2 separate regions of the Homo sapiens genome follow, and region 1 is linked to region 2. A link is an interaction called in ENCODE POLR2A ChIA-PET data of the cell type or tissue named here. Cell type or tissue: K562. All regions are shown on one strand. Links, peaks and the distances in the headings refer to the core of each region. The heading gives the core; the rest is flanking DNA. Region 1 has its middle 12 kb from the start of LINC03108. Region 2 overlaps LINC01132 (long intergenic non-protein coding RNA 1132).

Region 1 (2,911 bases), core at 193-2,692, 260 kb after region 2:
CTGTAATCCCAGCTATGGCTGAGGCAGGAGAGTCACTTGAACCTGGGAGGCAGAGGTTGCAGTGAGCCAAGATCATGCCATTGCCATCCAGCCTGGGCAACAAGAGTGAAACTCCATCTCAAAGAAAAATAAGGACTTTGTTTCAGGAGCAATGGGGAGACTGTAAGGGTTCAGGGAGAGGAGTGACAACATCAGTGTTTCATTTTGAGAGTTCCCTCTGGTTACTGCATGCAGAAGAGACGAGGCAGGGCCAATACCCAGGCGAGAAGCAGTGCACCAGCCCCTATGGAGGTTCAGGGGTATCTGGTAACCTGGAGAGTCTGAGGATCCCATGGTCTTGAGTTAAATCTCTCTGGGACTTCAGGCAAGTCAGTAAGCCCCTGCACACCTCAGATTCTTCATATGCTAAATAATGTGATATGAATTCCTGCTACAGTTGGCTCTTAGTATACGAGGGGGATTGGTTTCAGCAACCCCATGTATACTCATATCTGCACATACTCAAATTTGCAGTCAGCCCTGCAGAATCTGCAGGTATGAAATGTCCCCCTGCTCTATATGCAGGTTTCACATTCTGTGAAGACTATATTTTCCATCCGCATTTAGTTGGAAAAAATCTGCGTATAAGTAGATTCACATAGTTCAAGCCCATATTGTTCATGGGTCAACTGTATAGAGAGTTGGGGGGCAGGGATTAGAGGAGACTCTGCTTATAAAGCTCTGAGCACATGGCCAGTGTTCAGCCAACATCAGCTATTGTCTTTTTTTTTTTTTTTTTCTGAGATGGGTCTTACTCTGTCACCAGCCTGGAGTGCAGTGGCGTGATCTCGGCTTACTGCAACCTCCGCCTCCTGGGTTCAAACAATTCTTGTGCCTCAACCTCCCAAGTAGCTGGGATTACAGGCACACACCACCACACCCAGCTAATTTTTTTTTCTTTTTTTTTTTAAGACAGAGTCTCACTCTGTTGCCCAGGCTGGAGTGCAGTGGCACGATCTCAGCTCACTGCAACTTCTGCCTCCCGGGTTCAAATAATTCTCCTGCCCCAACCTCCCAAGTAGTTGGGACTACAGGCATGTGCTACCACGCCCGGCTAGTTTTTTGTATTTTTAGTAGAGACAGGGTTTCACCGTATTAGCCAGGATGGTCTCGATCTCCTGACCTTGTGAGCCGCCTGCTTTGGCCTCCCAAAGTGCTGGGATTACAGGCATGAGCCACCATGCCCAGCCAGCTATTATCTTTATTGGAATTGAACAGACATGGAATTTACTGGAGGTGAGGCATGGGAGGAAGTAGGATATGGAGGAAGAAGCCCAAGGTACCAGCCTGAGAACCAGGGTGAAGGGTGCTGCTGTTTATGAAGCTGGGGTGCTGCAGGGCAGGAGCAGGTTCAGGAAGGGAGATGGCCTTGGGTTCCGTTTGGGGCATGTGGAGGTGGGTGCACCTGTGAGACCTCAGGTCCAGAGCTGAGAAGGCTGGGTGGGCAGAAGATGGTGATTTGAAAGTCATATGGGCATAGAAATGGTATTGGAAGCCACAGGGATGATTTGAGGGGTGAATGCAAGATTAAATGAGAAATGTGCCAGGGATAGAGTGCTAAGAACACCCACAATGGCTGGGCGCGGCGGCTCACACCTGTAATCCCAGCACTTTGGGAGGCAGAGGCGGGCAGATCATAAGGTCGGGAGATCGAGACCAGCCTAGCCAACATGGTGAAACCCCGTCTCTACTAAAAATACAAAAATTAGCTGGGTGTGGTGGCGAGTGCCTGTAATCCCAGCTACTTGGGAGGCTGAGGCAGGAGAATCGCTTGAACCCGGGAGGCAGAGCTTGCAGTGAGCCGAGATCACACCACTGTAGTCCAGCCTGGGCAACAGAACGAGACTCCATCTCAAAAAAAAAAAAAAAAAAAAAAGAACACCCACAATTAAAGGAACAAGTTCTCCAACAAAGGATTCTCATAAGTTGTGGCCTGAGGGGAACAGAATAAAAAGCAACAAGGTGTCATGGAACTCAAGGAAAAGGGACCTTCATGAAGATGAAGGGAGAAGTCAGCTGTGCCTGGTGTTGGTTTTTCCTTTCTAGAACTAAAAGCCAGAATGATTGACAAGGCCCCCCAGTGATGGGGACCATGGTCCATTCACTCCCAGCAAACCTTGGGGAAGAGGATGCAGCGTGGAGGTAGCCTGTGGAGGAGGATGGAATCCTGCCTCCTGCCAGGGTCTGTCCCCAGCCATACTGTGGTGGTTTCATTGCAAATCACCAGGTCCTGGGTCTGACACTTTACTTTCCCTGTTCCTGCAGAGTGACGGTCACGCAAGCTGATCTGAACCTCCACTGGCTTCTCAGACTCAAACCAAGCACTTCTCTTCCTGGGATCACGAGTTCTATTCAGAGTGGGCCCTGGAGGCCTTCAAAGCTGGGCCCCAGGTTCTCACGGTGAACTAAACTTTCTCCGCAAACCCCCTTGGCCCCACACCTGGCTTATCTGGCTCCAGCCCTGAGCCACCCAGCACTGTCCCGATGTAAATACGTGTTCAGCAGAGACGCACAAGGACTGGCAAGGATGCCTCATACTAGTTGATCCTAAATCTAAAAGACTATGTTTTTGCTACATTCACTCACATGCATCACACACCTGTAGGCACACATGAACACATACATGCACACACGCACACATTTTCTTCCAGTTTAACTCATGCTACTTAGAGAACCAGCTAGAAGGTGAGCTTTCTCCTAGGCCCTCTCATTACAGATGAGGACACCCAGGCCCCAAGAAGCTCAGCGTTTCACCAACAACCCTTGGCAGTGACGGTGAGTGTGTCATGCTGAACCCCTCTCCCTCTCTCTCACCTCAGTGCTCCTTTTAACTTCCTCTCTTTATTTTATTTCTTGCCAATTCATGCCCTGC
Region 2 (2,911 bases), core at 309-2,808:
AGGGTGTGGGGGAAGGGGGCAGGGGAAGTGTATTTTCAGTAACAGAGACCTAAAGCAGAAACTATTTGCAAACAGGTGACCTGCTCAATTTCTCCTGTGATCTTTCATTTCTAATGCTGGTTTTTCCCCCTCATTAAAAAACTCAATTTAATTTCTTGCTTCACCTGCATGGTAAAAATAATTACATACAGACATTAAGCCTGCACTAAAAATCAATATACAGAGAGATTCCACCTTTGCTGTTAGTCATCACAGGGCTTGTTGGCCACAAATAGAAAGCATTTAAAATACTTCTCTTTGTAGAAAGACAAGTGAAACCAGTCACTAGCCCTGTTGCTGAAGAGTGGCCTTTGTATGTTAGTGAAAGTCAAGGGTCAGGAAGGAAGATGAGGCTCTAACAGGGATTTCATGGCGTCCAGAGCCCTGTTTTCTTATTGGTGAAAGATACAAGGGCTGATCACCATCAGAGAACACTAACTTCAGATGCAGGGCCTCCACGCCACTGCTGCTGCCTTAATGGACATAAGCATTCTTCTTTATTTCCTGGAGCTCAAGCCTGAACCACAGGGGGTATAAGGAGAACGCCGTAAGGCACTGCTGTTCCCAGGCCCCCGCCCTCCCATCTGCACAGCCATCTCATCGCAGTCTCCTTCAGTGTCCTTGGACTCCCAGGGCTGCTGGGGTTCAGGACAGGCTGTTTGCATGAAGAGGGTCTTTATAGCTCCACCCAGAGGGGTTTGGAGAGTTTGACGATTGCTGCAGGAGATGGGAAGCTCTTGCCATATGAGGACCCAAATAAGTATTTAGGAGCCTGCAAAATCAGCTGGGCCCTAATCTACTCTCCAGCTGTTTCTAAGAGAGGTGATCTGAAAAACTGTCACCGAGGAAACTGGTTGTGAGGATTTTTAAGAGACTTGGGAGCCTGGCTAATGTTTGAATGTTTGTGATATGACATGCTGTATCTTGCATCTTCCTGGTACAAGGTAGATCAGCGGCTGCACACATCAGTGGGTCTTTGGATAGTCTGATTTAAATGTATTCTGGCCGGGCACAGTGGCTCACAGCTGTAATACCAGCACTTTGGGAGGCCGAGAAGGGCAGATCACCAGGTCAGGAGATTGAGACCAGCCTGGCCAACACGGTGAAACCCCGTCTCTACTAAAAATACAAAAATTAGCTGGGCGTGGTGGCGCGTGCCTGTAATCCCAGCTACTCGGGAGGCTGAGGCAGGATAATCGCTTGAACCAGGGAGTCAGAGGTTGCGGTGAGCCGAGATCGCGCCACTGTCCTGGCGACAGAGTGAGACTCTGTCTCAAAAAAAAAAAAAATGTATTCCATCTGGACGTTTCTAGGATTAGTCAACAGGTTCATTGTTTTTATCTCTACAGCTTGTTTCCCATTGCAACAAGGCCTCCCACTGCAAGACAGAGAGGAAGAGCTCTGCCACCCATGTGTGTAAGGCCATGTGGATACCTCATGACATCCTGGAAGGCCACAGGGCTGTGGCCGCCATTCAACTTAGGTTGACATGGCCAAGACCATAGAGCTAATGAGTGGCAATGTTGAGCCTAGACCCTAAGTCTCTAGATTCCTCCTGCAGGGCGCTGGGTGTTGTGGGGGCGTCTCTGAGGTGGGTCAGAGTGAACCTGCAGGGGCCACTTAAAACCCTTGCAGGCCTTGGCTCCTTCTCCAAAGAAGCCCAAGCCAGAATGGCAGTAGAAGTATCTCCTGTGACCGCAAGCCAGGCACTGATTCTTAGGTTGCTTCCTGGTCCTTCTGTATGTATTGCTAAGAGCAGCAGTGTTCTTTCTTGCCACAGAGTGAGTCCTGGTGCATAAATCTGTGCTCATGTCACCCAGTGCTTTCACCTGCCTGTTCGTGATAATCCTGGGACAAGACCCTCACCTGCCTGCACGGGGGCGGGGGGGGCGTGAGGTCTAGAGACCCAAATGAAGGCCTCACTGAATGGACTTCCCTGAGGTGTCGGGGCCACTGATGTGGTGCCAGGGCCTGTCTATTCTTCCTGCTAGCCAAAGGCTGGCTTCTCAAGCCGCTGGATGAATGGGGAGCCTGGAGATGTTGAACAAGTCACGTACGTCTCTGATTGCCTCGATTTCCCCATTTTGGCCGATGGCATCGCTAAAGCATTTGATGATTCCACCGTCAAGTGTGAGAGCTACAGGAGATAAAAATTTTAAATTACTAATCACCCATGGTAATGCATGGTAATGCATGCTGAACAAACAGTGAGGAGGCCAGACGCCACCGCATTCCAAAACAGGAAGCACTCAGGAACTCTACCAGAGCATGGCTGCCCTCTCCACATCTGCACTACTGGACTGAGGGCTTAGTTGATCCATCTCTTCCACAGATTTGCAGAGATATGCTCAAGCGTGACTTAAGTGACTTAAGGCTCATGTGTTGCCTCCCTATGTCAAGCTTTTCACCCAGTGAGCTCTTTGAGAACAGGGGCTGCATTTTAGGACATCTCCCCCAGTGTCTTCGTAGAACCAGGCAAGACACACGGCCTTGTTGGAAGTGCCAAACATCTATTCTTCATCAGCAGAATGGATGAGCCCCTGAAAGGCATGAGTTGAGCTGCGCAGTCTGAACTCAGGGAAGTCCTCGCAGCGGGCTCCCAATTCCTGCCTCTCAAGAAGCAAGCTGAGCCTTAAAGATGGCTGAAAATGTGAACAGTCTCAGGGCCACGCAGACCCACCTGAGCAGTTGCTCTCTGATGTCTCACCGAGCCATCCACCATCCCAGCGAAGAAAGGGCCTGCAAGCAGACCAGAAAATGCCCCATTCAGTCATGCTGCTTAGTCATGGCCCAAACCTGCAGCGTTTAATTCTGCTCACTGTGACTTTATTGCAATGGCACACACATTTACATCACTTTATGTGCGATAACA

The links. ChIA-PET counts read pairs that join two places held together with the same protein. Peaks named below come from ENCODE experiments on the same cell type or tissue, not always from the same donor. Only the 100,000 strongest peaks of a DNase experiment are listed, where the experiment ranks them.
Region 1: POLR2A ChIA-PET joins it to region 2 with 5 read pairs; 17 of 35 experiments call an interaction of 5 or more read pairs at or near these places.

Annotation. Positions count from the first base shown.
Region 1 is chr1:234,991,790-234,994,700 of GRCh38, forward strand. No RefSeq gene overlaps it. Among named protein-coding and RNA genes, the nearest start is that of LINC03108, 12 kb to the left of the region's middle. In K562, for the core only: no CTCF peak of the experiment used is centred there; no DNase peak of the experiment used is centred there.
Region 2 is chr1:234,726,960-234,729,870 of GRCh38, forward strand. It overlaps LINC01132 (long intergenic non-protein coding RNA 1132), which reads left to right. Exons shown (of 3, transcript NR_038856.1): 3 at 1,389-2,911. Among named protein-coding and RNA genes, the nearest start is that of LINC01132, 4.4 kb to the left of the region's middle. RefSeq lists a silencer at 1,223-1,517. In K562, for the core only: no CTCF peak of the experiment used is centred there; DNase peaks (open chromatin) are centred at 616 and 1,422.